Linked DNA regions of Homo sapiens: all the other regions are linked to region 1. Evidence: read pairs that join two places in POLR2A ChIA-PET (ENCODE). Cell type or tissue: OCI-LY7. All regions are shown on one strand. Region 1 overlaps HS2ST1 (heparan sulfate 2-O-sulfotransferase 1). Region 2 overlaps HS2ST1 (heparan sulfate 2-O-sulfotransferase 1). Region 3 overlaps HS2ST1 (heparan sulfate 2-O-sulfotransferase 1).

Evidence for each region. Peaks named below come from ENCODE experiments on the same cell type or tissue, not always from the same donor. Only the 100,000 strongest peaks of a DNase experiment are listed, where the experiment ranks them.
Region 2: POLR2A ChIA-PET joins it to region 1 with 6 read pairs; 3 of 35 experiments call an interaction of 5 or more read pairs at or near these places.
Region 3: POLR2A ChIA-PET joins it to region 1 with 6 read pairs; 6 of 35 experiments call an interaction of 5 or more read pairs at or near these places.

What each region holds. Positions count from the first base shown.
Region 1 is chr1:87,043,013-87,048,012 of GRCh38, forward strand. All of the region lies in intron 1 of HS2ST1 (heparan sulfate 2-O-sulfotransferase 1), which reads left to right. It also overlaps the pseudogene LOC100421465 and the pseudogene LOC100421468. Among named protein-coding and RNA genes, the nearest start is that of LINC01140, 84 kb to the right of the region's middle. RefSeq lists an enhancer at 2,025-2,124. In OCI-LY7, no CTCF peak of the experiment used is centred here; DNase peaks (open chromatin) are centred at 2,019 and 3,199; H3K27ac peaks cover 2,232 bases.
Region 2 is chr1:86,950,164-86,955,163 of GRCh38, forward strand. All of the region lies in intron 1 of HS2ST1 (heparan sulfate 2-O-sulfotransferase 1), which reads left to right. Among named protein-coding and RNA genes, the nearest start is that of HS2ST1, 38 kb to the left of the region's middle. In OCI-LY7, no CTCF peak of the experiment used is centred here; no DNase peak of the experiment used is centred here.
Region 3 is chr1:86,973,958-86,978,957 of GRCh38, forward strand. All of the region lies in intron 1 of HS2ST1 (heparan sulfate 2-O-sulfotransferase 1), which reads left to right. LOC124904211 (a long non-coding RNA gene) reads left to right here. Exons shown (of 2, transcript XR_007066207.1): 1 at 1-1,086; 2 at 3,854-4,336. Among named protein-coding and RNA genes, the nearest start is that of HS2ST1, 62 kb to the left of the region's middle. In OCI-LY7, no CTCF peak of the experiment used is centred here; no DNase peak of the experiment used is centred here.

The DNA.
Region 1 (5,000 bases):
CTTCCTTTCCCCCAGCCGTTTCAAGATTAGATTTTGCCAGAGAAATAACAGACACATCTGGTATAGGAGACACTTATAACAAATCTTTCTATGTAGAGAACCGTTTTATTAATTGTGCCTTCTAATTCAAAATATACTACAAAGTTAAATAAATGTGATTAGAAAGGTTCTTTGTGATAATTTTAAGTACTGTTTGATTGGGAGATGGGCTGATGGAGAGGGGAAATAATCTAGATTTATTTCATCAGAATTAGTCCTACATTGATTATTCTGGGTAAAAAATAATAAATTATGTAAGTTTAAGAACTATTAAACTTTTAAGATTAACAATGTAGAATACAGGATCATTTTGTAGGTGGCTCTAAATTAAGCCTTTAGATTGAATCATTTTATGAGACCAAATAATCAGTTTAAAGTACCTTATGCTTTACCTGATTTAATAATCAACAAAACATTTTATTCTAAATTTATTGTAAAGCAAGATAGTAATTGGATTTTTTATCCCCAAGAATCAACTGCTGGAGGTATCTTGTTTACTATATTCATGTAGCCAGAAGTGAAAAGTAACTGAAGACTTTATTGTTACAGTCCTGTCTTATATTCTATGTATGTCTGCACCCTGCCTTAAGTGTGGTTGTTTGGAACCGAAATAACATCTTTCTTGTTGGAAAATATGGATGTATATGTCTTATGTGCATTAACAATGCTTCTGAAACATGACCTTACTAAATATATCAAGCCTTTCCATATATCAGCTTTAGTATTTATCAATAAATATATACAGGAAGCTATGAAATATATGTATAGAAATAAATATTTAATATTTAGTTGGGTGACTATATTTGTACCATATTTTGTGAGAATAAATTTTCTTTGGATTATAATAGTAATGTTTATTTTAGAAAATTTAGAAAAATGCTTTTGTATTTGAAGTCTCAGAGCAAGTAAGGTAAAATGCTGTAAAATTTATATAACCATTGAAATGTTAGGCTCACAACAAATCTTTGATAATCTATATTCAGTTCAGCAGGCCAAGACACTGGGGAGGAGAAAGGGTCTGTGGTAGTAAATACTAGCACTATTTAGTCACATAATTTTGAAATGCGGCATTATTTTTGTTATGTAGATCTAGAAAATAGGAAAATAAAAATCATTAAATAAATAGCAGTAACAGTACCGACATTTTTGGACATTACAGCTCTACCAGTTCTTAGCTTTCTAGTTGACACCATTACTATTTATTTATTTATTTAATTTTGTAACAAGAATGCAGATGCCATTTATTTGGTCCATAAGTATAGCCATTGAGTTTTACAAAACATCAACTATAAATAACCTGAAACTATAACAATACACAAAAATTGGCTTCATACACAGACATACCAGGCAGTACAAACTGAAAACGTGAGTAAATTAACATTGTTTTACATTAATATACATAGTGCCATTTAACATTTAAAAACAAGTTTCAATACATAGCATTTGATACTTCTTTGAATCTGTTTCAGTCAGAGTATGAAAATGGTTAGAGCTAGGCTAAAATTAATTTTTCTAGCCAAAAATAAAGGCATGATATTTATAACCAGGTATCAACTTAACCACAATATTTTGAAACTGTTAATGATACCTAAGGGTATTTACATTAAAAAGGCAACATGCATTGTGTTGTTTTATCTCATGACTGGTTATGCACATACTTTGTTCAAAGGGTTTTTAAAGCTATATTCCTACTTTCAGTATAGCATACTGCAGTGTGTCTAACAGTTCTAGCAAAATGAATGCTTTCAGAGGGAGCAGAATCATTTTCAAGTCACTGGTGTCCATTTTTTCCCCTTTGGAACAAAGGACATAACAAATAATCTGGTTCTGCCTAGATAAACTAAGTAGTAAGAGGGCTCTGTTTAGAGGCATTTCTGTTCAATCTAATGCTATGACATCATCCAGCTCTTCCTTCTGTTCTATACGTGACCTCTTTGCACTGAGATTCTCTTTCTCGTCTGATTTCCTCTTGCGGCTTCTCTCTTCTTCACTGACGTCAGCATTCTTTGAAGAATCTTCTTCATCCGAATCAACTGTGAGAACATCATCTTGCTCTTGAGCTGTGGAGGTGGAAGGCTGACCTCCATCATTACTGCCATTGGTTATGCTTTTGGCAGCATCTTCAGCTTGTTTTGGCCCCACTTTTTCTGGGGCATCACCAACACTTCAAATTCAACATCCTTTCCTAGGTCTTCACTATGAAGGATGTTGATCAATAAAGTATAGTCCTGGAGGAAGTAATCTGCTTGAAGCCAGCTGCAATTTCTCATTCCAAATTCTGACAACTTCTTGTGATTATTAGCTTCTGTCTCTCCCTTTTCAGAAGATATTAGGATTGTTCCTTTCCCATCTTCAATTTGGACATCTGGTGCTACCATAGCAAATTTTTGTTTCACTACCTTGTCTCGTAAGGTGAGAACAGTCACTTTATGGACATTCAGCCGTACAGTCACCTGGCTTGCTGGCACATATGTAACAATTGGGGTTGGGAGGATCCAGTGCACAAGGCACAAGAAACTTCTTTCTTGGATTTGCTTGTTTATTCAAAACAATTGTTCTGCAGTGGTCTATTTTTCCTGATAAGATCTTCAATCTTTCCAATACTGTCAACCCAGCAATCACTGCATTAGTAGTAGCAATAGCAGGAATAATATTCCCTGCCACTGATTTGATATCAAATCTACTCTTCATATTCATACTGAAAATATGCATCCTGAGGTTTGTAGCAGAGGTAACAAAATCCATTGCATATGGGTCATCCTTATCCCATGTGAGCTCAGCTCCATCCCCCTTTTCTGCTAAATGAACTCTCAGAGTCTCAGTGCTGTGAGCTCCTTAAGAACCTTGTGCTCACCGGCTTCTCCCACGTCGACCTGATTGATCTGGTTACTATTGATGTCAGCAACCTCAACAGTTTTTGTTTCAAAAGAAACATGTTGGAAGATCAAAGGCACAGGTTGCCAGGGAAAGTGCACTGCAGTTTTACCTGAAAGCTAATATGGTTGCCTACCATGACAGCATCATGAACCCTGACTATAATGTGGCATATTTTTGACAGTTTATATTGGTTATGAATGCTTTAGATAACAGAGCTGCCCAAAACCGTGTTAATAGAGTGTGCCTGGCAGCTGTTGTTCCTCTTATTGAAAGTGGAACTGCTGGGTATCTTGGACAAGTAACTACTATCAAAGAGGGTGTGACCAAGTGTTACGAATGTCATCCTAAGCCAACCCAGAGAACCTCTCCTGACTGTACAATTTGTAACACACCTTCAGAACCTATACATTGCATCTTTTGGGCAAAGTACTTAAGAAGTATCTCCTGACAGAGCTGACCCTGAAGCTGCCTGGGAACCAACAGAAGCCAAAGCCAGAGCTAGAACATTCTAATAAAGAAGGTGACATTAAACGTATTTCCACTAAGGAATGGGCTAAATCAACTGGATATAATCCAGTTAAACTTTTTACCAAGCTTTTTAAAGATGACATCAGGTATCTGTTGATAATGGACAAACTATGGCGGAAAAGGAAACCTCCAGTTCTGTTGGACTGGGCTGAAGTACAAAGTCAAGGAGAAGAAACGAATGCATCAGATCAACAGAATGAACCCCAGTTAGGCCTGAAAGACCGGCAGGTTCTAGATGTAAAAAGCTGTGCATGTCGATTTTATTTATTTTTGAGATGGAGTGTAGCTCTGTTGCCCAGGCTAGAGTGCAATGGTGCGATCTTGGCTCACTGCAACCTCCGCCTCCTGGGTTCAAGCAATTCTCCTGACTCCGCCTCCCAAGTAGCTGGGATTATAGGCACCCACCACGCCCAGCTGATTTTTGTATTTTTAGTAGAGACGGGCTTTCACCATATTGTCCAGGCTGGTCTCGAACTCCTGACCGCAGGTGATCCACCTGCCTTGGCCTCCCAAAGTGCTGGGATTACAGGCACAAGCCACTGCGCCCAGCCTATATGTTTAACTTTTTAAGAAATTGTCCAACTGTTTTCCATAATGGTTGTCTCATTTTATATTCCCACCAGCAGTTCATGAGAATTCCAGTTACTCCACATTCTTGACAAGTCTCGGTATGACCGGTCTTCAGTTTTAGCCATTCTTACAAATTTTTGTGTTATCTCATTGTAGTTTTCCTTTTATTTTCTCTAATGACAAACGTCTTTCATCTTCTTATCTGCATATCTCTTTTTTGGGGAAGTGTCCAAATCCTTAGTTCATTTAAAAAAATGGACTGGCTATTTTCTCATTAGGTTGTAAGATACACATTTTTTGTTGATATGATACAAATCTTTTGTTGGCTATACATTTCACAAATTTTTTTCCTTTATGTGGCTTTCCTTTTCATTTCTGTATCTTTTAATTTCAGTGAAGTCCACTATATTGATGTTTGTTTTTGTAGTTCTTGTTTACTGTGTCATATTTAAGAAATCTTTGCCAAACCTAAAATTACTAGGATTGTTTCTTCTATAAGTTTTATAATTTTAGCTCTTATATTTAGGTCTGTGATTCATTTTAAATTCATTTTTGTATATGATGTGAAGAATGAAGAAAGAATGAAGATTCCCTTAAAAAAATGGCTATCCAGTTGTTCCCATACTATTTGTTGAAGAGGTGATCATTTTCTTCATTGAACTATCCTACCAAGTTTTTCTAAAATCAATTGATCATATTTGTATCCAAGTTTTTCTAAAATCAATTGATCATATTTGTATAGTTATATTTCTGGATTCACTATTCTGTTCCATTGATCTGGATGTCTGTCTTCATGCCAGTACTATACTGTCTGGATTACTGTAACTTGATAACAAGTCTTGAGATAAAGTGGTGTAAATCCTTCAATTTTCTTATTTTTCAATTTGTTTTGCCTATTCCAAATTATTTACATTTCCATATTAGTTGGTCAATTCATACCAAAAAGTGTCCTGGGATTTTGATTGGGATTGCATGGCATCTGTATA
Region 2 (5,000 bases), 93 kb before region 1:
ACGTATTCCTTGATATGGTGCGCTGAGAAGAGTACAACTTCACCTGTTTGGTACTTAATGCCATTTTTTTCTTTTTGCCAGAACTTGTTGAAGAAATAATAAGGCAGTTCTAAATAGGAAATCTTCATGTCTTGGACCCTTCAAAAATGCTAGTAGTTGGTATCATGAAAGACTAGATAGATACATGGGTAGATAGATAGGTAGGTAGGTAGGTAGGTAGATAGACAGACAGACAGACAGAAAGTTAAAGGCGAGACATGGAAATTAACTGTGTTGTGCAGTGGATCCTGCATTGGGTCTTGGACTGGAGGACAAAACAGATCTAAAGGACATTATTAGGGTGACTGGAGAAATTGTAGAATGGATTTGAATGGTGTAATATGAATATTAAATTTTCTGAGTGATAATTTATTCTGATTACATAGGAAAATACTCTTCTTCTTAATGGGGTACATGTTGACATATTTAGGAGTGAAATGTCATGATGCTGCAAGTAACATTCAAATTGTTAACCAAAGAAAAATTGTGTCTGTGCAAGTATGTGTAAAGAGAGAAAGGAAATGTGGCAAAATGTTAACAATTGGTCAGAGACTGAATAATTTAGATGAAGAAGGAAGAATGTACTTCATTGTATTTTTTTACGGCCTTTTAGTAGGTTTGAAGTTTTCAGCATAAAAAGTGGGTAAAAGAAATGACCTCTTTATGCTGTCTGCTTAGCAGACAGTTCCAGGAAAAGCCCCTCCCTCTTTCCGGCTACATGATTGCAATAGAATGGATCTGTCAAGTTTCTACAGTCCTTTCCAGAGAAATTGATGTGGAGCTGAACCTCTGATAGAGTGTTCAGTTGGATTAGTAGGAAAGCAGGCATTTAAGGCAAGGAAACACATAAGTAATACATCTTAGTAGTTTGTAAGTTTCAATATTTGTTTCAGCCAGAATTTATTAGCAGTACATGCTTCAGATTTATTCTTTCCTTTTAATGGCAAATTGGGAATGCATATGAAAAACATTTACATATCAGTTCTCTAGGAGCACTCTCCCTCATCCCCCACCATGCATAGTCTCAATGTCTTAAAGCTAGGCAACTGTAGGTAGACTCAATTGGAGACTGCCTGTTTCTGCCTTCTTAACATTCTGGTGACCACCTGGATTCAGATATTTGTTATAAAAACAGGCGTATCTCAGAAATATTATGGGTTCAATTCCAGAGCACCGAAATAAGGCAAATAGTGCAATAAAGCAAGTGACACGAATATTTTGACTTCTCAGTGCATGTAAAAGTTATGTTTACACTATGCTGTAGTCTATTAAGTGTGCAGTAGCATTATGTCTAAAGAAACAATGCACATATCTAAATTAAAATGTACTTTATTGCTAAAAAAAATGCTAACAATCATCTGAGTCTTTAGTGAGTTATAAATTTTTTGCTGATAGGAGGACCTTGTGTTGATTTAAATGACTGCTGACTAATCAGAGTGGTGGCTGGAGGTGGGGGTGACTGTGGCAATTTCTTCAAATAAGACAACAGTGAGGTTTAGATTTCTCTGTAGCACGGAGTGCTGTTTGATAGCATTTTACCCACAGTAGAAATTCCTTCAAAATTGGAGTCAATCTCAAACCCTGATGCTGCTTTATCAACTATGTTTATGGGATATTCTATGTCCTTTGTTGTCATTTCAGCATGTTCACAGCATCTTCACCAGGCATAGATTTCATCTCAAACCATTTTCTTTGCTCGTCCCTAAGAAGCAACTCCTCATTTGTTCAAGTTTTGTCATGAAATTGCAGGAATTCAGTCACATTTTCAGTCCCCGCTTCTAACTCTAGTTCTGTTGCTAATCCCAGCACGTGTAGTGACTTCCTCCATTGGAGTCTTGAACCCCACAAAGTCATTCATGAGAGTTAGAATTCTTCCAAACTTAATATTGATATTTTGAAATCCTTCCATGAATCATGAATGTTCTGAATGGCATCTAGAATGATGAATCCTTTCTAGAACGTTTTCAGTTTACTTTGCCCAGATAGAGGAATCACTGTCCGTGGCAGCTATAGCCTTACAAAATGTTTTTCTTAAATAATAAATACTTTTTTTGAGATAGAATCTCGCTGTGTTGCCCAGGCTGGAGTCCTGTGGTGTGATCTCGGCTCACTGCAGCCTTTGCCTCCTGGGCTCAAGTGATTCTCCTGCCTCAGTCTCCTGAGTAGCTGGGATTACAGGCACGTACCACCACGCCCGGCAAATTTTTATGTTTTTAGTAGAGATGGGGTTTCACCATGTTGGCCAGGCTGGTCTTGAACTCCTGGTCTCAAGTGATCTGCCTGCCCTGGTCTCCCAAACTGCTGGGATAACAGGCATGAGCCAGCATGCCCAGCCAAATAATAAAACTTGAAAGTCAAAATTACTCTCTGATGCATGGGTTGCAGAATAAATGTTGTGTTAGCAGTTATGAAAACAACTTTAATCTCATTGTATTCTCCATCAGAGTTATTGGGTAACTAGGTGTGTTGTCAATGAGCAGTAACATTTTGAGAGGAATCTTTTTTCCTGAGCAATAGGTCTCAACAGTGGGCTTAAAATATTCAGTAAACCGGGTGGTAAACTGAGGTGCTATCAGCTAGCTAGTCTTTGTTGTCCCATTTATAGATCACAGGCAGAGTCGATTTAGCATAATTCTTAAAGGCCCTAGGAATTTTCATATGGTAAATGAGCATTGGCTTCAACTTAAAGTCACTAGCTTTCTTTAGTTCCTGGTAGAGTCAGCTTGTTCTTCGAAGGCAGGCATTGACTTCTCTATAGCTATGAAAGTCCTAGATGCCATCTTCTTCCAGTACAATGCTGTTTCATCTACATGGAAAATCTATAGTTTATTGTAGCCACCTTCATCAGGTATCCTAGCTAGACGGGGATAACTTCCTACAGCTTCTGCATCTGCACTTGTTGCTTTACCTTGCACTTTTATATTATGAAGATGGCATGATTCTTTAAACCTGTACTAGCTTCATACTTTACTTCTGCAGCTTCCTCACTTCTCTCAGCCTTCTTGGAATTGAAGAGAGTTAAGCATTTGCTCTGGGGTAGGCTTTGACTTAAGGGAATGTTGTGGCCAGTTTGATCTATCAAGGTCACTTAAACTTTCTCCATTTCAGCGATAAGGCAGTTTCGTTTTCTTATCATGGTGTGTTCACTGGAGTGGCACTTTTAATTTCCTTCAAGAACTCTTCCTTTGCATTCTCAACTTGACTCTTTGGCACAAGAGTCCTAGCTTTCAGCCTGTCTTGGCTTTCAGCATGCCTTTGATTTAAAGTGAGTGATGAGGGAGTAATGGCTCATGCCTGTAATCCCAGCACTTTGGGAAGCCAAGGCAGGCAGCGGATCACTTGAGGTCAGGAGTTTGTGACCAGCCTGGCCAACATGGTGAAACCCTGTCTCTACTAAAAATACAAAAATTAGCTGGGCATGGTGGTGGGTGCCTGTAATCCAGCTACTCAGGTGGCTGAGGCAGGAGAATCGCTTGAACCTGGGAGATGGAGGTTGCAGTGAGCTGAGATTGCACCACTGCACTCCATCCTGGGTGACAGAGTGAGACTCCCGTCTCAAAAAATAAAAAAATTTAAAAATAAAGTGAATGACATGGGACTCTTCCTTTCACTTGAGCACTTAGAGGCCATTATAAGGGTTATTATTAGGCCTAATTTCAATATTGTTGTATACCCAGGAATAGGGAAGCCTGAGCAGAGGGGGGAAAATGGGGAATGGCTGGTCTGCGGAACAGTCAGAAAACACACAACTTGTATTAAGTTCACTGTTTTATGTGGGCATGGTTTGTGACGCCCCAAAACAATTGCAATAGTAATAACAAACATCACTGTTTTTTTTAAAAAAAAAAAAAAAAAAAAAAAAAAAAAGGCCGGGCTTGGTGGCTCACGCCTCTAATCCCAGCACTTTGGGAGGTCGAGGCGGGCAGGTCACGAGGTCAGGAGTTTGAGACCAGCCTGGCCAACATGGTAAAACCCAGTCTCTCTAAAAATACAAAAATCAGCCTGGCGTGGTGGCACACACCTGTAGTCCTAGCTACTTGGGAGGCTGAGGCAGGAGAATCACTTGAACCCGGGAGGCAGAGGTTGCAGTGAGCCAAGATCGTGCCATTGCACTCCAGCCTGGGTGACAGAGCAAGACTCTGTCTCCAAAAAAAAAGGCAGTATCTGTGAAGTGCATTGACGTGAAGTGCAATAAAATCTGTCTGTAATATTTGGTTTAGGTTCTTGAATTAAGATTTATGATAAAAAAAGACGTTGATTTGAGAATAACTTATCCATGCTCAATATGAACACATTGTAATAGGCTTACCAAATTGTTTAATTATACATTGTTCAACTAATTATAAATATCCTGTATAGGATCAGTAACCAGTGTGAATTTTATTTGAACCATTAATGCCTTTCCTCTGGGAAATTGTTGATAATGATTCATTGGTTAGAATTGGCTAAGTCAAAGCACCAGTCTGTTTTGTTCCACTTTCTTCTCATGTATGTTACAGGGCATTTTCAGGTTTCTTCTGAATCTCAGTGGGGAAAAATAGGATCAGTATAAAATATATATTCAATGAGAAAAGAGTCAAGTTTTTTAGCATCAGGACAAAATATATATCAGAATAGAAAGGCCAGATGATAGGAACATTAGAGTACATATGCTATCTCAAGAGTCTGAAATCCACTTGAGCCCAGGAGTTTGAGACCAGCCTATGCAACATAGTGAGACATCATCTCTACAAAAAATAGAAAAAATTAGCCAGGTGTGGTGGCTCATCCCTGTAGTCCCAGCTACTCAGGAGGCTGAGGTGGGCGAATCACTTGAACTGGGGAGATCGAGGCTGCAGTGAGCCGTGATCGTGAGGTGAAATTTTTTATTTATCTAGAGTGAAATGTACAAATCTTAAGTGTACAGCTTGATAAATTTGAGCTATGAATTTGGTTCTGCATTTCTGTGTCTAAAGACAAAA
Region 3 (5,000 bases), 69 kb before region 1:
ATTTTTGGTCCTACCCCCAGTTCCTGACACAGAGAACATGAAAGCCCTTATAATTTCCTGAGTTGTAGGAGTACTGTCCTATATTCTGTTTTAATATTTGGTCATTGACCCTGGTTCCTGTCTCAGAACTCCTAAATCCCTTTAAATTTTTGGGGTGATAGTAGAGTCTTTTGTTCTAATGGGGTGACACTTGGGCTCCTGCATAGCTTCAGAATGGGGGCTGGTCACCAGAAAGTCCACACCATAATTAGAACCTTGGAAATTTCAGCCCCACTCCCATCTTCTGGAAAGGGGAGAGGGACTGGAGATTGAATTAATAATCGATTATACCTACATGATGAATGCTAAAAATTATTAAACTGTGGGATTTGGAGAGCTTCTAGGTTGCATTGAAATGAGTCCAGAGAGGCCATGGGAGTTCTGTGCACCTCCTCTACCTTGCCTTACACATCTCTTCCATTTGGCTGTTTCTGAGTTGCATTCATTATAATAAACTGGTAAATGTAACTAAAGTGCTTTCCTGAGTTTTGTGAATTGTCATAGTAAATTATCAAACCAAATGGAGGATGTCATGGAAACCTCTGATTTATAACCAATCCAAACAGAAGTTTGTGAATAACCTGAGGACCCTTACTTGGAACTGGCATCTGAAGTGGGAACAGTCTTGTGGGACTGAACCTTTAAGCTGTGGGTTCTGCACTAACTCTGAGCAGAATTGGGTTAAATTGTAGGACAGTCAGTTGGTGACTGCAGAGAATTGGAGCATTGCTTGGTATGGAAAACCCACACATTAAGACCCACTGGTGTTTCTGTGTGAGTATAGGAGAAAAACAATGTTTTCATTTAGTAGTCATCGCATTTTGGCATGTCTTTAGGTCTGAGACTCTCAAGTTATTCTTTTTCTTAAGTAGATTCCAAACTCAGGATCTTTCTGATCTCTTTTGGTCTCTTTAGAATCTTTTAAATTGATTATCTATGGAGTTTGATTACCTAGAGGTTCAAATTGACTGAAGTCAACTTCTTGGGACTCCTTTGAGTACAGAATTTTATTCTTCCCTTTGCAACCACAGAACTGGCTGGATTCTGGTGAGCTCCTGAAAGTTATTATTTGGTAATCTGTAGTTTTTAAGATTTGTTCGGTTGGCATACCCTTATGTATCTACATGAACCTTAAATTTAATTTATTCTCTTCCAAAGTACTCAAAGACTTTGGTAGAGAAAAAAGTTTTATACGCATATTTTAAAATCATGTTACTTTCCATGTGATCTAAAAGTCATTTTCTGTGGAAAAGAGATCAGTGTTTTAAAATTATAGCTTTTTCTTTTTTTTTTTTTAAGCTTTTCCTATTTTGGTGGTAGGCAAAGGAAGAAGTACTGTTGTAATTTATAGTGCTCAAAATGCTAATTGGCTGCATAAAAAAAGGCACCTTAATTTTTCTTTTCTCTGATTGAGATAAAATTATTTGGTAGCTCTTAGAAAGACCAAAGGCTGAGGGGAGGAAGCTGAAATGATGACATATAGCTATGTAGCTACTAATATATGTAAATAGAAATTCTGAATCTGTAGATAATCTAAATGAGACTGCTTAAAGGGAATGGCAGAGCTTTTGACTCACATGTAGTTAGTGTAGTTAATAAAATTTTGTTGATATCAAGATGGCATTAAACTGTTGGATAAATTCTAAATATGTGTTCAATTTAAATCTGAGGTAATTTTTACAGTTTAAGGCATTGTTTATTTTATACCTTTTACCAAATGCTATGATATGCTTTTAAATGTAACTGATGGCATTTAGTAAATCTTTATATGTATTTAAAAGCATTATCAATGGAAAAGTTTATAAATTTTGTTCTCTGGTTATACAACTGTGAGAGCCTATTTTAAGGGTGAAGTACAGGGGCTAGTAACTAAAAATCACGACCTTTCTACTGGCTATTTCTACAGGCTGTAAATTTTGGCCAAATACTTTGGAGGATTTAAATAGTTCTCATGAGATTCAGCTTTACAAATCCAAATTTAAAGTGCCATGGCAAATGTATCTTTGGTATTTTTTGTCCTAATTATCTAGCATAAAACCAAAGTGTACATTTATTAAATGCATTATGATTATTAGACTGAATTGCTGCAATTTACGTATCTATAGCAGAAACATAGTTTGGAATAATAGATTTAAAGTTTCTGTTTCTATTCAGTGGCAGATGTTAACACATTCTAAGTTGGAAACCCTCATGGTAATAGATTTTGATTGAGAACTTGTCAGTCATTGTAGCAGCTGCTTTAGACCACATTTATATTTAAATAGGAGAAAGTGATCTGTTTAGAATTTTTAAAGTTGTTGCCATGGCAAAGTAACTTGCTATTTCATCTTTTTATCTGCCATCGAAGTGATCTGTCTGGCTGCTTATTCCCAGGAGTAGGGGGGATGAACTGTTCTGTTGGAAAGCTTATATTAGGACAATGCTGAATGCTTCCTAATGGGATATAAGTTAGAAAGACTAAAGCTTTCAGAAACCATGGCTTTGGTTAGGTATAATTAGAATTGATTTTTTTCTCAATTAAAAACAGGCAAGATAAAGCTAAAACATTTTTTAAGAAGAAAAATATGAGCTTAATTTAACACCACTTTTGACAAATTCAATGAATAACATATTCAAATTAAATGCTATGAAAAAGAATTTCTTTGAATGAGTCTATTATTTCTGTAGCATGAAACACTTTGTAAATCCATCTTTTCTTTATAAAATTGTATATATATATATATATTTTAAATGCCCAGTGTCTCCTGCTGCCCATTTTTTTTTTACTTGTTCTCTTGAAAACCATGGCAGTGGGCTGGGTGTGATGGCTCATACTTGTAATACCAGCACTATGGGAGGCCAAGGCCAGAGGACCCCTTGAGGCCAGAAGTTCCAGTCCAGCCTGGGCAGCATAGTGAGACTCTGTCTCTACCAGAAATAAAAAATGTGCCTTGTAGTCCTAGCTACTTGAGAGGCTGAGGTGGGAGGATCTTTGAGCCTGGTTTTTCAAGGATACATGAGCTATGTTCACACCACTGTGTTCCAGCCTGGGCAACAGAGAGAAACCTTGTCTCAAAAAACAAAACAACAACAACAACAAAAACCATGGCATCATAATCTGATTTGGTATAAATGATTTTGTGTTTCATATTTACTTTGATTACATTAAATTTCTTAAAAGGAAGAATATTAGTGCAGTTCTTTTCAGGCTAATAATTACCTACATGATGGATATTAACTCCATACTAAAGCTTAATTTTTTTATTTGTTTATGTCATCAGACAATGTATACACTAGTAGTCAAAGCCACACAAATTGAGGGTGATTGGCAAGTGGCAAATTGTCATTTGCCAACAAAGTCCTCCCGAATAAAAGAATTTGACTTTCAGAGGCACGCACAAGGGAGTGAGAAGATTTGCACCAGTAGTTGTATATTGTAAGGCTGACATGTCTTTGATTAACTTGAGATATTTTGTATTATATTGGCTTGGCAGCTTTAAGGCATACTGCATATTTGTAATGTCATATGCTAAAATAATGTGACTATTGTGACATTTACTGAGACAAAATTATGATTTCTTGGTCATCTGAGCATATGGAAGACCATCTAATAAAATATCAAGTCTTGTACTTAAAAGGAAGATACTCACTTAATACCTAAGCAGCTTTTCAAATAGGAAAGGACTTTTAACCTCAAGCCCAAGAGAAAGCAAGGCAGTGTCAAATTTATCAGGTCTTCTTTCTATTCTACTGGCTATTTGGTAATGCTTTTATGGCTAACTACTTGAGAGAAATGAGTACATTAGCTGAAGGTAACACTTATTTTGTTTTTCAGAGATGCAGAAATATAAAGATACGGAGAACATGAGAAGTTAAAAAGCAACTAAAGGAAAGTTTGGGTCATTGATTTTGTGGTTTCAGTACAGTCATGTACCACATAAGGATGTTTTAATCAACAAACAACTGCATATACAATGGTGGTCCCATAAAATTATAGTAAAGCTGAAAAATTCCTATCTCCTAATGACATTATACCTGTCATAACTTGTATTGCAACACATGATCTTTTCTATGCCTAGATACACAAGTACCATTGTGTTACAATTGCCTAAATTTAGTACAGTAACATGCTGTATAGGTTTGTAGCCTATAAGCAATAGGCTATAGCATCTATTAACAGGTTTGTGTAAATGCACTCTGATGTTCGCACAATGATGAAATCACTGAATAAAGGCGGTTTTCAGAACATCTATCTGTCATTAGGAGATGCATAACTGTACACATATAAAAGCTAATAAAAATCTTACAGAACCCTAAATATTTGTAAGTTTTAAGTGAATTTTAAGAATTTATCATGTATTATGCATGTTTTAATCACTTAAATATTGGGCAGTGTCTCAGAGACAAATTCAGATATATCTCTGCTAGGTAAGTTTTACTCAAAAAGGGAATACTCATGAGAAATTTTTAAAGAGGCAGTTTTCTATTTAGTAAGTCTGGAATACCAGTTTTGAAATCCTTAATAAATGTCCTTTTTCTTGAATCCTCATATCCATATATGGCCACAAATTAGACTCTCTGTATTTGAATAGACTAGCATCTAAATTATCAGATGATACTGTGGTTAAACATTTAGTAAGTTTGTGGTTGTATAATTTGGCATGTTGCAGAAGATCTGAACATTGAGAATATATAGTTCATAATTACATTCCAACTGAATAATTACATATAATAATAGAAATGGAATTTTAAAAATTAAGAATATAATATATTGATAGTGGTAAAATAGATGCAGGACTGTATCTCAGTCCCTTTTGTCTAAAAGGAGAAATATTTTATTTGAAAAATACTGATTCCTGATTCCTAAGGGTTTTTACTTGTGAATCTTTTTTTTTTTTTTTTTTTTTGAGACAGGCCCTCACTTTGTCACCCAGGCTGGAGTGCAGTGGCATGATCTTGGCTCACTGCAGCCTCTACCAGGA